Regions from separate parts of the Homo sapiens genome. Here region 1 is linked to region 2. The links are chromatin loops, found by intact Hi-C in ENCODE. Cell type or tissue: MCF 10A. All regions are shown on one strand. Each heading gives the region's core, and the rest is flanking DNA. Links, peaks and the distances in the headings are about the cores only.

Region 1 (8,348 bases), core at 147-8,146, 460 kb after region 2:
AAGGTAGATGGGAAGAAGTTTTGGGAATGGTCATATCTAATAATTTAGTTTTTTCTCTATGAAATAGGAGGCACAGTCAACTTTGACAGTTCTAAGAGGCTTGAGAAGAATAAAACGTTTGTAATACCTCTTCCAGGGAACACAATAGTAAACCACTTAGGAACCAGTAGAAGGATTGCTAAGCAGTATTAGGAAGCCTGTGTAGCATATGGCCCTCTCAAATAGGTAGAGATGTTTTTAGATATTTAAGAGGAATTAACATTAACAAAACCAAGGGACAAAGCCAAGCTCAAGTCCCATAAAACATGGATATTTTATTCCAGCTCTAGGAAATGGGAAAAAAAAAAAAAAAAAAAAAAAAAAAAACAGAGGGAAACACACCTTTCCATACACCATTCTAATTTAACTAGCATTAATCTGGGAAAGCTAGAGCAGAAATATATGTTTATATGTATAAATATGTATGTATTTATACATATATATGTATAAATATGTATGTATTTATACATATATGTATAAATATGTATGTATTTATACATATATGTATAAATATGTATGTATTTATACATATATGTATAAATATGTATATGTATTTATACATATATGTATATGTATTTATACATATATGTATAAATACGTATTTATACATGTATAAATATGTATGTATTTATACATACATATATATATATGTATTTTTAGATTTTAATCTCACTAGAATTCATGTCTTCATTTTTTTTTAAGTGCCCTTAAAGGTCATCAAATGCAAGCTAATACTTCTACCTAAGTCTCCTCATCAATCATTTAATATTGTTTACACTGCATTCACAGTTTGTGTGTTAACCACTTATGTAATTTATCAAATGGCATATTTGGAAATGTAAGGGAGAAACTTGGTTTAGGTAATACTCTATGTATCAGTTACCCATTACATGATTTATTTTCATCATTATTTGCAACGCCACACATCTTGTAGTTTTCTGTGTAGTCTCTGCATGCAGTCTACTTCAGCTTCTAGTGCTGTACATATCTATATCTTCTGGGTGGGACTGCCCGTGATCCATGAGCTTGGGGTCAGGCATAAACTGGGTTGCACCTGATAAAGTATTAAAATGAAAAGAAAAATTAGTCACTTAACAAATTTATTTTTGATACTGGGAAGACAGCAGCGAACAAACCAGATAAAAATCTCTAGTGACACAGACCTAACATTTGAGTTAGGTGAGACAGACAAACTAATTAAATATATATCAGATGGTGGTTAAGTGCTATGTGAAAAAATGAAACAAGGAAGGATATATGGAGTGCTTAGGTGATTTGTAATTTTAAATAGGGCAGCCAGGGAAAGCCTTCTGGAAAGGTGATACATGAGCCGAGAACTGAAGGAGGTGAGGGTGTGCACCCTATAGATACCAGCAGGCAATGCCTTCCAGGATGAGCAGACGGCAAGTGTAATGGACCTGAGGTATGTCTGAGGAACCAATATGGTTGAAACACAGTAGACAAATGTGGTGTATGTAGGGGTGGCGGCAAGGCAGTGAGATGATAGGAGATGTGATCAAAAAGACAATGGAAAGCTAGGTCACACAGGGCCATGGTAAAGATTTTGGCTTTAAGTGAGATGAGAAGCTACTGGACAATTTTGAGTAGAGGAGTGAATGATGCTATGTTTTTAAAAAGATCACTCGGCCGGGCGCGGTGGCTCACGCCTGTAATCCTAGCACTTTGGGAGGCCGAGACGGGCGGATCACGAGGTCAGGAGATCAAGACCATCTTGGCTAACACGGTGAAACCCCGTTTCTACTAAAAATACAAAAAATTAGCCGGGCGTGTTGGCGGGCGCCTGTAGTCCCAGCTACTTGGGAGGCTGAGGCAGGAGAATGGCGTGAACCCGGGAAGCGGAGCTTGCAGTGAGCCGAGATCGCGCCACTGCACTCCAACCTGGGAGACACAGCGAGACTCCGTCTCAAAAAAAAAAAAATCACTCTTGGCTATGGGGAAAAGAAACTATAGGGAAACAAGGGATAGAAGCAGGGAGACCAGTTAGAAAGCAATTACAATACTCCAGAAGACATGCTGAGGGCTTTAGTTAGGATGGTGGAAGTAGAAGTGGTGAAAAGGTACCAGATTCTGGATAATGTTGAAGGTAGAATAGACAAGATTTCCTAAATGGACTGACTATGTCTTGTGAGAGAGACTCTTCAACTTGAGAAACTGGAAGAATGGAGGTGACATTTATTGAGATAGGGGAAAATGTGGGAGAAGCAGGTTTAGGGGAAAACAAACGAATCATTAAGTGTTGGATGTGTTAAATTTGAATTGCTTACTAAACATCTGAGTACAAATGAGTCTTTTGGGTTAAGATTAGAAGATGTTAAGAGGGTTAGGAGAATGTAGGAAAGAAGATTAAGGTGGAAAGCCAGTGAATGAGGTAAGAGAACCAAGAGCAAGAGATATCCCACAGGCCAAGTGAAGAGATTGAAGGAGGAAGGAATTTAACCTGTGTCAAAGGTTACTGATGGATTGCATAAGATGGAGATTGAGAATCAACTCCTGGATTTGGCAATGTGTGGATCACTGGTGATCTTGACAAGCTTCCTGTGTCCCCAGCAAGTAGCTAAGTTATTTTCATGCATTATCTCATAATCCCACCATGAAGCAGATACTATTTTTACATTGTCCTTATTTTACAGATAAGAAAATTTTAATTTGGAGAGGTTAACTAACTTGACCAAAGTCATTCAGCTGGTAAGTGGTGGAGCCAGGAATGAATCCACATTTGTCTGACCACAACATAACAACCCAGGCTCTTCTTTAAAATGATATTTATAGCAGTAAAAATCTCATACAACTAGTTTTAGTACTAAACATGATAATGCACACAAACTGATGCATATAAATACCTTGTGCATGGTAAGTAGGCAAGAGACAACTATTTTATATTTACTTTGTGACATAATACTACAAACATTTTTTCAGAAATTTGTTTTTATTTTAAATATGTTCAAAATCGGATTCATTTTAAAATTAATTTTATTACATTTGGGAACCATACCTTTTCTGCATAAAAGAATTTAATTTCCAGTTTTATAATGAAAACAAAGGAGAGAAATTGGAATACAATGATTTATCTTATACCTATCTTTTCTGAAACGTATTTTACAGTGTGACACACCTATGTGTAACTTCATCACCACATATATTAACAAAACAACCAGATTCATAAGTAATTAGTATTCATGATGGTACAGGTAATGCAGCTCTCCATAGAATAAATTCTTAACTTCGTGTCTCTGGGGGTATGTTATAGAACTCATGTGATCTATTAACTTGGATGAGGAAAATTTGTCATTATTTTCACTTACCTCTGACTTAAATGGACATTGTCTTCAATAATGTATACAGGCAACAAAACACAGTAGTATCAGCAGTACCTTAGATTTCTTTGTCACCAACAGAAATCACAGATATCTTATTACATTATAGTTGCAGATTATCTCAAAATATTCACACTCGCCACTACTTAAAAATTAAAAGTTATTAGACCTATTGTTAGATATTGTTGTTTAATACACTTAAGGAAGTTCATACATTACTATGTATTTTATTTTCTGCATTTGAAAACATTATTCTGAGAAGAGGCTGTAGCACAAAAAATGGTTAGGAATCCACTGGTGGTTCTGCTGTATCTCTACTGCCATCTGGTGGGAACCATTGCTCAGTACAAGTGAAAAGTGTGCAACAAGTTTTATCAAGCAGAAAACACTATATAGTAGGCATGTGACAAATAATTATTTTACGTAAATCTCAGTGTGTCAAATTTGCTTAACAATGTCCATCAACTGACTAAGTTCTCTAGCACTTCTAAATACTTCCTTAATTTATATTCTTGTTCAAAGTTTGGTGAAAGATTCAGCTTACCCCAATTTCCTGAATTAGAAAGAATCTTTTGCCTTTAGATCACCCCTCAAAATTTCTTAAAAGTCTTCAAGATTTTAATTTATTCACAACTTAAAACAGAGATTATTAGCAAGAGTAATATGTATCAGAATCCCCTGTAAAGCTCTTCCTAAAATCCACCTGCTTAGAGGCCTCAGCTCTGGAGATTCAGATTTATAATTCTTGGTAGAGTCTGGACCTATGGATTTTGAGAAAAAAAAAAACCCTCAAGTAATTGTGATATGGATCTCTCTGGTTTAGAACCACTTAGCCTGTCATTTGATTCATCTTTTTGAAAAGCTTCATCTCAAAGGCCAGGCGTGGTAGCTCAAGCATGTAATCCCAGCACTTTGGGAGGCCGAGGTGGGAGGATCACAAGGTTAGGAGATCAAGACCATCCTGGCTAACACAGTGAAAGCCCGTCTCTACCAAAAATACAAAAAATTAGCTGGGTTTGGTGGCAGGTGCCTGTAGTCTCAGTTACTTGGGAGGCTGAGACAGGAGAATCGCTTGAACCCGGGAGGCAGAGGTTACAGTGAGCCAAGATCGCACCACTGCACTCCAGCCTGGGTGACAGAGCGAGACTCCATCTCAAAAAAAAAAAAAAAAAAAGCTTCATCTCATGCTCTTATAAGCAACTAAGAATTATATCTTTCTAAGAAATTTCTTCATCTCTTGAATGGATTAAGGGCTCTCTTACACTCCCAAAGAATAAGCTGTCATAAAACTCTTCTTGAATCTGAATGCCCTAATCATCATGATGCATTCCTTTGCAATTTTATACGTTTGCTCTCTAATAAGAACATTTTCTGCTTAAAGCTTTTTAGCAGACTATTCAAAAAGTTGGTGTTATTACAAATAGGAAAGAAATATGTTTAAAGTTATAAGACAGCAATGAATTATAGTCTCAAATAGCCCTTATGTGATATCTGATAATATCACATAACTGATAATTTAGTTCACATGTTATCTCATTGATATTTTAAGCAAGTTAGTTACAAAAAAAAGGACAGATAACTAATAAATTGCTGAGTGAAGTTAGGATTGTTACAAATTTTCTTTTGGTTTCTTGTATATAAAATCAGGATGACATTCAGCATTCAGCTTCTTAGCAACTCAAATACTTAAAGACACTAGTCACTATAAAGTACTTTCTCAAACTTTTCCATTCCTTTTTTCTCTGTGTGCTTCAGTTTGGCTATTTTTTATTGACTTGTCTTTGAATTCATTAATTCTGTGCTTTCTGGTAAATAGTCTGCTGTTAAACCCATACAATGAGTTCTTAATTTCGGGTACTGTATTTTTCACTTCTAGAATATCCACTAGAATTTTTTAACAGAGTCCAAGTCCCTGTGACATTCTCCATCTTTTCATCCATTTTGTCCATCTTTTTTTCTATTTAATATATTAATTATAGTTATTGTAAAGTCCTTTTCAGTTAACTTCAATATTTAGGTCATCTGTGGGTCTGCTGTTATTGTTATATTTATGTATTTTTTCTTTTGACTGTCAGTCACATCTTCCTGCCTTTTTGCATAACTAGTATTTTGTTTGTTTGTATACTGGACATTATGTATAAAAGAAAGGTAGAAGCTCCAGAAGATAAAGGGCACCAGACAGGGGTGCCCTTGCTCTCTTTACAAAGGGTGAAACACTTATCATCTCAATCTAGTCAGGCATTGAGCTGGGTCTGGGCTGCGTTCTAATTTTAGTAAGAGTCAGTTAACCTCTGGTTCCTCCCAGTTCACCTATGGCACTCCCAAGCTTCTGACTGACAGACTGACTAGTTTCTCTCTCCACAGCACCAAAAAACTGTAGGAAATTCGATTTTGCCCTTAAGAGGTTTTGAGTTTGGCTATTTAGTCTCCGAATCCACAAAAAATCTGGCAACTACCATGAGGGGGACATGAATCATGCATATGTGGCACATGCCCTCTCTCTAGAAGAGGAATTGGCAAACTTTTCTGCAAAAGGTCAGTAGTAAATATTTTTGACTTGGTGAACCATATGGTCTCTGTCACAAGTGCTCGACTCTGCCATTGTAGTTTAAAAGCAGCCGTAGACAATACATAGATCAATGTGTGTGGGTATGTTCTAATAAAACATTATTTCTGGACATTGAGATCTGAATTTCATGTCATTTTCACTTGCTATGAAATATTATCCCTTTGATTTTTTTTCAACCGTCACTGTTAGCTTGCAGAATATACAAAAATAGTGAGTCAGGACACCTCATACATGTGGGTGCCCCTCTGGGACAAAGCTTCCAGAAGAAGGATCAGGCAGCAATATTTTCTGTTCTGCAATATTTGCTGTTCTGCAGCCTCCGCTCGGTATACCCAAGCAAACACGGTCTGGAGTGGACCTTTAGCAAATTCCAACATACCTGCAGCTGAGGGTCCTGAGTGTTAGAAGGAAAACTAACAAACAGAAAGGAATAGCATCAACATCAACAAAAACGACATCCACACCAAAACCCCATCTCTAGATCACCAGCATCAAAGACCAAAGGTAGATAAAACCACAAAGATGGGGAGAAACCAGAGTAGAAAATCTGAAAATTCTAAAAACCAGAGCACCTCTTCTCCTCCAAAGGATCACAGCTCCTCGCCATCAATGGAACAAAGCTGGATGGAGAATGACTTTGACGAACTGACAGAAGTAGGCTTCAGAAGGTCGGTAATAACAAACTTCTCCAAGCTAAAGGAGAATGTTCGAACCCACCGCAAGGAAGTTAAAAACCTTGAAAACAGATTAGATGAATGGCTAACTAGAACAGTGTAGAGAAGACCTTAAATGACCTGATGGAGCTGAAAATCATGGCACGAGAGCTACATGACTCATGCACAAGCTTCAACAGTTGATTTGATCAAGTGAAGAAAGGGTATCAGTGACTGAATTAATGAAAAATTAATGAAATAAAGTGAGAAGAGAAGTTTAGAGACAAAAGAGTAAAAAGAAATGAAGAAAGCCTCCAAGAAATATGGGACTATGAGAAAAGACCAAATCTACGTTTGATGGGTGTACCTGAAAGTGACGGGGAGAATGGAACCAAGTTGGAAAACACTCTGCAGGATATTATCTAGGAGAACTTCCCCAACCTAGCAAGGCAGGCCAACATTCAAATTCAGGAAATACAGAGAACACCACAAAGATACTAATCGAGAATAGCAACCCCAAGACACATAACTGTCAGATTCACCTAAGTTGAAATGAAGGAAAAAATGTTAAGGGCAGCCAGAGAGAAAGGTCAGGTTACCCACAAAGGGAAGCCTATCAGACTAACAGCGGATTTCTCAGCAGAAACTCTACAAGCCAGAAGAGAGTGGGGGCCGATATTCAACATTCTTAAAGAAAAGAATTTCCAACCCAGAATTTCATATCCAGCCAAACTAAGCTTTATAAGTGAAGGAGAAATAAAATCCTTTACAAACAAGCAAATGCTGAGAGATTTTGTCAACATCAGGCCTGTCTTAAAAGAGCTCCTGAAGGAAGCACTAAACATGGAAAGGAACAACCGGTACCACTGCAAAAACATGCCAAATTGTAAAGACCATCGATGCTAGGAAAAAACTGCATCAACTAATGGGCAAAATAACCAGCTAACATCATAACGACAGGATCAAATTCACACATAACAATATTAACCTTAAATGTAAATGGGCTAAATGCCCCAATTAAAAGACACAGACTGGCAAATTGGATAAAGAGTCAAGACCCATCAGTGTGCTGGATTCAGGAGACTGATCTCACATGCAGAGACACACATAGGCTCAAAATAAAGGGAAGGTGGAAGATCTAACAAGCAGATGGAAAGCAAAAAAAAGCAGGGGTTGCAATCCTAGTCTCCAATAAAACAGACTTTTAACCAACAAACATCAAAAGAGACAAAGAAGGCCATTACATAATGGTAAAGGGAACAATTCAACAAGAAGTGCTAACTATCCTAAATATATATGCACCCAATACAGGAGCACCCAGATTCATAAAGCAAGTCCTTAATGACCTACAAAGAGACTTTAGACTCCCACACAATAATAATGGGAGACTTTAACACCCCACTGTCAATATTAGACAGATCAATGACACAGAAGGTTAACAAGGATATCCAGGACTTGAACTCAGCTCTGCACCAAGCAGATCTAATAGACATCTACAGAACTCTCCACCCCAAATCAACAGAATATACATTCTTCTCAGCACCACATTATACTTATTCCAAAATTGACCACAGAGTTGGAAGTAAAGCACTCCTCAGCAAATGTAAAAGAACAGAAATCACAACAAACTGTCTCTCAGACCACAGTGCAATCAAATTAGAACTCAGGATTAAGAAACTCACTCAAAACCGCACAACTACATGGAAACTGAATAACCTGCTCCTGAATGACTACTGGGTACATAACGAAATG
Region 2 (8,348 bases), core at 239-8,238:
CAGATGCCAATTAGGATTTCCCAGTGAAAACCACTTGCTATTTCCAACTCTACAGATCTTGTTTTTGAAGTGAAACATTCTCTGAAAAAGTAGTGTATGGCTTGGGTCCAAAATTGTCTAGCAAGCACGTCAAAAGCTAAACAATGATTTATCTGCCAATTGAAAAGTATTTTCATTAATGTTAAATATCCTCCTTTTCAAATAAACTAACTTGTATCAACTAGGAAAGCTTCTTACTCTACTCAGCAAATTTTACATCAAATAAATTGGTAAAGACCTGCACAAGATTAAAAAATGTGAAGATAAAATTAGTTTTTGTTTGTTTTTAAATCATCGCCTCATGCATTCTGTCTAATTTAAATAATCCACTAAGAAGTTTACCTAGTACCAAGAACTGTCCCTAGGCCAAATTGTAAAATAGTCAGAAATGTAATTTTGTTTCTGTCTTCCTTCTTTTTGTGGGCTGTTTCCTCCTTTTCAAGTCCCCAACCCCACCTACTCCATTGCTACCTACTATTTACAGTATCATGTCTTTTCACAACTGGCAAAATTAATTCATATTGTTAGCGTTACCACTTACTCAGGAGCAGTACATAAAATTAATATTTGAAAGGGCTCTCCAGGAACTTTAGTTAATTAAAGGAAAGATTTGTTAATGATTTAATTTTAGGTACCAACAAGAAGTCTTCAGGAAAGGAGAGAGTTAAAGAATGAGAAACCTTCTCAAATTCCTCACATCACACCATGCACCAGGCAGCCTAACAACCACAATTTCACTTAATACATACTTGTTTAATATGGGGAATTCCCTAACCGAATTCTTACATTCTTACCTGTTTTGTTGTGATTAGCAAAAAATAAGAAATTTAAAAAAAATGACATCAGGAACTCCTTTACTACCATTCTGCTTGGCTCACAGTAAAAAGTCTCCTCTCCATTTATTCTTTTTAATCTCACCTCCTTGGTAGAAATTATTGTATTCTTTTTCAAGTTAGTCAAGAGGAAGATGGACAGACTAATCCCAAACAGTCTTTGAGTCTTATCAAAACCCTCTCTGTGTGCCACTATACAATTGGAAACTCCAGATCTAAAACTGCGTACATATTTTTTTAAAATAATGCTCATTTGTAAATTTGTACATAAATATAATGGTGTGATTATGGGATCCCTAATCTAAGTATTATTCTTTTTTGATGTTCTGCTCTGAAGGTCTCTTCCAAAACCAGGTAGAATTTAACAAATCGTGATTATTATAAGTGAATATTCCTTTCAACAATGCCCCATTGATACAAGAAGCTTCTATCGATCAACATTGTCTCATTATTTCCTCTTAACAATTCAGAATTGGTTATTCAATTGGAACTGTATTATTTCCCCTAAACCATTGGCTTTCTTGCTTTCATCAAGTTTTTTTCCAATCCTATAATTTACAATTTTGTTGCTATTAGGTCCATGAAAATTGGAAATTTGCAACCATTCTGCGTGTACTAATTATTAACTGTAAGGAGAGAAATAATTTACTTGTGCCAAACCCCATATTCAGACTGCTTACCATGGGAACTTATTTTGGTATTTCATAGGAAGTGGATTACTTCATTTGGAAATATGTATTAGAAATCATGTAGTGATTAGACTGGCAAATATTTTCATCCTATGTCTTCTTCATAATTATTTTTCTCTAGGGTAGGTAGCTACAATTCCTTTTTTATTTAAATATCTTTTTTATTTTATCAAATTCTTTAGGGCATTAAAAAGAACCACAGATTTAACATAACATAACAGAATCTGATTAGAATACGGTCCAGTGATGCCAGAAGATTTAGAGAAAGTCTAGTTAGAGAACATAATTAAACCACATGGAAATGCTTGTTTCCTTTGACAGAAATTTTAATTGTGTCAATAAAAAGCAAAGAAGAACTTCTTTAGTTCAGGATATTTTTGGCATAATTGAATACACATTTTGATTTCTCCTAAGTCACATAATATTTTCCCATAAATCACTTTATTACTATGCTCTTTGTTTTGTGATAATACTTCTGGTAACCAATAAAACTGTCAATGCCATTTATTTTCTTTACGTATTTCTAGATCTCAATTGATGCCAAATTTTCTAAGTGACAGGAAAAAAAATGTTGTGAATGAGAACTAATCAATTCCATAGCACCCACCCACCAACACAGAGTGCAAGCCATTCTTTCTATAATGTCCTCCTATAATACCTTTAAAATACTTTAAAATACCATGGCCTACTCTTTTTCTTCTTGAAACTTCATTATCTAGTCTTCATCTGATATGCTGTAAAATTGTTGTTCCCAAGTAACAGTTTATTATTTGACCAGTGCCATTCCAGACAAATGAGAAAAATAAAAACAACATTGAATTTTTCATAACACTAAATGTATTACATTTTTACATAGGTAAACGTGTGTCATGGGAGTTCGTTACATAGATTATTTCATCACCCAGGTATTAAGCCTAGTATCCTTTAGTTATTTTTGCTGATCCTCTCCCTCTTCCCACCCTCCACCCTCCAGCAGGCCGCAGTATGTATTACGTTTTTTAATAGACTGCCTTATATTCTAAAATTGTGTTAGTTTTATGTGTGTGAAATTATCCTAAAAGTGAACTAAAATTTTAATGGTTACAACAAGCAAAATAAAAAGCTGGCAACCTTATGTTGGTCCCTAAAATTGGGGAGATATTTTACTGGTCCATGACATCCATGAATCTCAAAACCACTTCAGAAAATTACATTTATATGGTTTTTGAGAATGTGATTTTATTTCGTTCCTTAGGACTCCTGAGGATAGTGATAATGTTTTTATCACTTATTTCTTTTTACCTAACCCCTAATGTCCAAATACATAATTAGTTTTTACCCACTCAGACTTTGAAGGCACACATAATAATATTTAACATTTAAATTTTGTTTAGTAAGATTCCAAATCTTTTTCAATCATTATAAAGTCCAAATCTCTTGCAATCATTTTTCAATTGGTATATATATATATACCATTACATTATATATACATTATATATATACCATATACAATTGGTATATATATATATATATATATATATATATATATATATATATATATATATTCATATATATATGTATGTGAAATACCTAGGAATACAACTACCCAAGGAAGTGAAAGATCTCTATAAGGAGAATGACAAAAGACAGCTGAAAAGAAAAAAAGAAAAAAAACAGAGATGACACAAATAAATGAAAAAAAACATCTCATGCTTACAGATTGGATGCATCAATATCGTTAAAATGGCATACTGCCCAAAGCAATTTACAGATTCAACAATATTCTTATCAAACTAACATTGCCACTCTTTAGAGAATTAGAAAAAAAAGTTCTAAAATTCATATAGAACCAAAAAAGAAACTGAAGAGCTAAAGAAATCCTAAGCAAGAAAGAACAAAGCCAGAGGCATCACACTACCTAACTTCAAATTATATTATAAGGCTATAGTAACCAAAACATCATGGTACTAGCACAAAACTAGGCACATAGACCAATGGAACAGAATAGTAAACTCAGAAATAAAGCCTCATACTTACAAACATCTGATCTTTGACAAGGCCAACAAAAACAAGCAATGGGGAAAGGATTCTCAATTCAATAAATGGTGCTGGGATATAGCTGGATAGCCATATGCAGAAGATTGAAACTGGACCCTTGCCTTTAAACATATATAAAAATTAAGTCAATGTGATTTGAAGACTTAAATGTAAGACCTCTAAGTATGAGAATCCTAGAAGTAAACCTAGGAACCCTTCTTGACATCAGCCTTAGTGATGAACTTTTGGCTAAGTTCTTAAAAGCAATTGCAGAAAACAAAACTTGACAAGTACGACCTAATTAAACTAAAGAGTTCCTTCACAGAAAAAAAAACTATCAATAGAGTAAATAGAAAACTCACTGAATGAAAGAAAATATTCACGAACTGCATCCTACAAAGGTCTAATATCCAGGATCTATAAGGAACTCCAACAAATCAATAGGCAAAAACAAATAACCCCATTAAAAATGGGCAAAGGACATAAACAAACACTTTTCAAAAGAAGACATACATGTGGCCAACAAACATGAAAAGACAAATACAAAATACAATGAAATACCATCTCACACCAGTTAGAATGGCTATTATTAAAAATTCAAAAAACAACAGATGCTGGTGAAGCTACAGAGAAAAGGGAGTGCTTATACACTGCTGGTGGGAATAAAAATTAGTTTAGCCACTGTGGAAAGCAGTTTGGAGATTTCTCAAGGAACTTAAAACAATTACCATTTGACCCAGCAATCCTATTACTGGGTATATACCCAAAGGAAAATAGATCATCATACCAAAAAGACACATGCACTTGTATTTTTATTCCTGCAGTATTCATGATAGCAAAGACATGGAATCAACCTAGGTGGATTGGATAAAGAAAGTGTGGTACATATGCATCATGGAATAGTATGCAGTCATAAAAAAAACTGAAACCATGTCCTTTGCAACAACACGGATGGAACTAGAGACCGTAATCCTAAGGAAATTAATGCAGAAACTGAAAACCAAATACTGCATGTTTTTACTTGTAAGTGATAGCTAAGCATGGAACACCCACGGACATAAACATAGGAACAATAGACATTGCAGATTCCTAGAGGGAGGAGGGGAGGAATGGATTTAAAACTATCTATTGGTTACTATGCTCAATACCTGAGTGCAACATACCCATGAAACAAATCCATACGTGTACCTTCTATATCTATAATAAAAGATAAAAATATTTAAAATTCAAATATGTAGATATAATTTTTTAAAAAGTATTTTGAGGTAGTTCCAAAAAGCAACAGTAGATGGTGCTAGTGATTTTCTAACAAAATAATTTTCGCCCCTAAATTTACTAAAAAACGAAAGGATAAATGAATGAGTCAAAGCTTGAACAAATGTCCAAAGTTTTAGGATTTTAAAAGGAGTTAAGGTTAAAAGACTAATTTGTTAAAACATCGACATTTCTCACTTGAAGTGCAACAAACTATACCATATCAAATCTCTTTTCTCTGACTTCAGGGTTGTTTTATACATGGAAATGCCAGGAAAATACTTTTCAGAGAAAACATGGATCTAAATGAACACTCCTGACTCTTTATAGAGAAAAGAGTCCTTAGAATATTGCTCAAGTAACTCCCAAAAGGATACTTTGTGGCATATTGAAAAGGGTACATTCAAATCATTAGCATTGCTCTGAATAGAAGAAATAACACATGTGGGTCACAAACCTTGGCAGTTTTGTGTTGCCCTGAGAAATAAACAAGTCATTTTTTATGTTAAATTTCTAACAAAAAGTTAGCCTGTTTATTATATTGTTATTCCTAGGAACAAACTTTAAAAATTGTGAGATTTACATGGAAATGAACCATGTGAGAAAAAAAAAAAAAACAACCTTTGAGATTTAGAATGCACTTAGTTTGTGTGATAATGTAATAATAGAAGTGAAGTGATTGTGCTTCTGAAGATATTTTTGGCAGAGATATATTATAATAAGGTCATAAGTTATAACTAGTCTCATTCTTCCCACTTTATTTTTATTCTTATTCTTGGAAACCGAATTTCCCAAAGCAGTTCTAAAATTATACACATATGGTCCTAGGGACATCTGAGTTGGACCAGACTGGAGGAAGTGGAGAGACACTATATGGCTTATTATTTTGTTCCAGTGTTTGTCAGCATTTAAATGTTAAACTGTTTTTGTCCTCCCTAGAAAGAACTAAAATAACGTGGCTTCATGGAAGCAGTAGAAGGCGAATCATGTCAAAATAATCTAGTGAAGCCTTTAAAAAGCCAATGTTTAAAGCATATACCTTTTAAAATAATCATAGCCCATCAAAATCCTGTCCGTGTCTCAATAAGGTACACACACAAAATTATAAGTAGATTCGTTCCTATCTGCAAATATATACTCATTTCGAGAAGAAAAATGAGAGAATGAGTTTATACAGTTTATTAAAACCAACTAATTGGGAGGCCGAGGCGGGCGGATCACGAGGTCAGAAGATCGAGACCATCCTGGCTAACACGGTGAAACCCCGTCTCTACTAAAAATACAAAAAATTAGCCGGGCCTAGTGGCGGGCGCCTGTAGTCTCAGCCACTAGGGAGGCTGAGGCAGGAGAATGGTGTGAACCCGGGAGGCGGAGCTTGCAGTGAGCCGAGATCACACCACTGCACTCCAGCCTGGGCGACAAAGCTAGACTCCGTCTCAAAAAAAAAAAAAAAAAATCAACTAGTTACTCCTCTGCCAAAAACCAGTTGCTTTGTAAATGCCCAATGGCCTCACCTTGCCTGCTGCCTATACAGAGCCGATTTACCAAGACAGGGGATTGCAATACAGAAAGAGTAACTCATGCAGAGCTGGCTGTGTGGCAGACCAGTTTTATTATTACTCGTATCAGTCTCGCAAGAATTTGGGGACCAGAGATTTTAAGGATAACTTGGCGGGTAGGGGGCCAGTGAATCAGGAGTGCTGATTGGTTGGGTCAGAGATGAAATCATAGGGAGTGGAAGCTATCCTCTTATCCTGAATCAGTTCCTGGGTTGGGGCCACAAGACCCAGGTGAGCCAGTTTATCGATCTGCGTGGTACCAGCTGATCCATTGTGTGTAGAGGCTGCAAAATATCTCAAGCCCTGATCTTAGGTTTTACAATAGTGATATTATCCCCAGAAGAAATCTGGGGGAGGAGGATTAGAATCTTGTAGCCTCCAGTTGCATGATTGCTAAACCATAATTTCTAATCTTGTGGCTAATTTGTTAGTCCTGCAAAGGCAGTCTAGTCCCCAGCCAGGAAAAGGGTTTGTTTTGTGAAAGGGCTCTTATAGTCTTTGTATGAAAGCTAAACTATAAACTAAGTTCTTCCCAAAGTTAGTTTGATTATGCCTAGGAATGAACAAAGATAGCTTGGAGGTTAGAAGCAAGACGGAGTGGGTTAGGTCAGACCTCTTCCACTGTAATAATTTTCTCAGTTATAATCTTTGCAAAGACGGTTTCAGTTTCACTGATTCAATTTTTTAATCAAACAAGTTTAGGCACTCGAAGATATTTAGACTCTGTAGCTCACCTTATTTTGTGAGAAATCACTAAAGCTTTTTCACATAATAAGAGGAGCCATAAGGACATAATTTGTCAGCACCTATGAGACCCTAACACTTTCTTTTATACCAGTAAACAGAAGCATTAAACTCTGTAAAACTGGGGAGAATGCCATCTTTTCTTCCTAAGCATTTTGAATTATTTGGAAAATGTAAGCTCTGTTCTCAGACACTTTTGTGAATAATCCACTGAGCCCATATGATAAGCATCAGGTGTTTTAGAGGCGTTGCATATCATTTATTTCAGTTCACCATTATAGAAACCACTATAATGATTTAATTAGAATACAGGGTTTTTTTGATCTTGTGTTCCTCTAACTCCTTTACTTAAAACCTTTGGTTCCAGACCAATTCTTGAAATTGCCCTGAATTATAAAATGTAATGGAGTGAAGTATCTATACAATTCTTCCTGTTATTAGAAACAGTGTAATATTTCATGCGAGTGTTCTATCAGAATTTTTACAAACATGCACAACTGACTATTCTGTTTAAAGTGGTAAAGCCTCATTTATTTCATAGTATTATGAATCTGTTTATTCTCTGAAAGTTCACAATGAAAATGTAACCCAGAGGGAATAAGATTTAGGCCAATTGCTATCATGTGGAGCTTAGTGCAGACGCTATACTGTTTTGGCCAGGTGTTAAGAACTGTGAAAATTGTCAGCCTTCAGTAGATAATTATTTACTTTAAGTGTTAAACATAATAATAGTAAGAATTTACATTTCTGGCCTGCGCATTTTTAAACAAAAAAAAATAGCTGAATGTCGTTGTTTTAACATGAACATCACATAGGAAGCACATTCTCATTAAATATTATCATTACACTATTAATGTGAAAATTTTTGAGAAGGGGAGGTGGAGAAAGAAGTAAAAAGCACATTTTTACCTGGACTCATTTTGATAAGCCTTTCCATTTAATATAGCACGTTAAACTTATTTCTTTACTTTTATTTTTAAATATAGATAATAATTGCTTATACTATGGGGACCCTCATTAAAGAAACAGAGGGAATAAATATATTGGGGTACCTACTGTATGCCACTCTTGTCAATAGCTGCTTTATACCTATTATCTAATTTATAGATATTTACGGGTGTTATTAGTGGAAAACCCCCTGAAAGAGTTTGAGATTATTGATTTTTATGTTTGTATTTTAAAAATTTTGAATTTTAAATTTTGTGGGTACATAT

What was found. A loop is a pair of places that touch in the nucleus more often than their neighbours do. Peaks named below come from ENCODE experiments on the same cell type or tissue, not always from the same donor. Only the 100,000 strongest peaks of a DNase experiment are listed, where the experiment ranks them.
Region 1: a loop joins it to region 2, with 7 times the contacts of the local background. A loop is called at or near these places in 16 of 110 quality-filtered maps.

The regions. Positions count from the first base shown.
Region 1 is chrX:85,080,335-85,088,682 of GRCh38, reverse strand. APOOL (apolipoprotein O like) reads right to left here. Exons shown (of 9, transcript NM_198450.6): 9 at 1-1,093. The coding sequence ends at 1,005. Among named protein-coding and RNA genes, the nearest start is that of APOOL, 81 kb to the right of the region's middle. In MCF 10A, for the core only: a CTCF peak has its summit at 3,690 (motif pointing left); no DNase peak of the experiment used is centred there.
Region 2 is chrX:85,541,356-85,549,703 of GRCh38, reverse strand. No RefSeq gene overlaps it. Among named protein-coding and RNA genes, the nearest start is that of POF1B, 170 kb to the right of the region's middle. In MCF 10A, for the core only: CTCF peaks have their summits at 4,693 and 4,915; no DNase peak of the experiment used is centred there.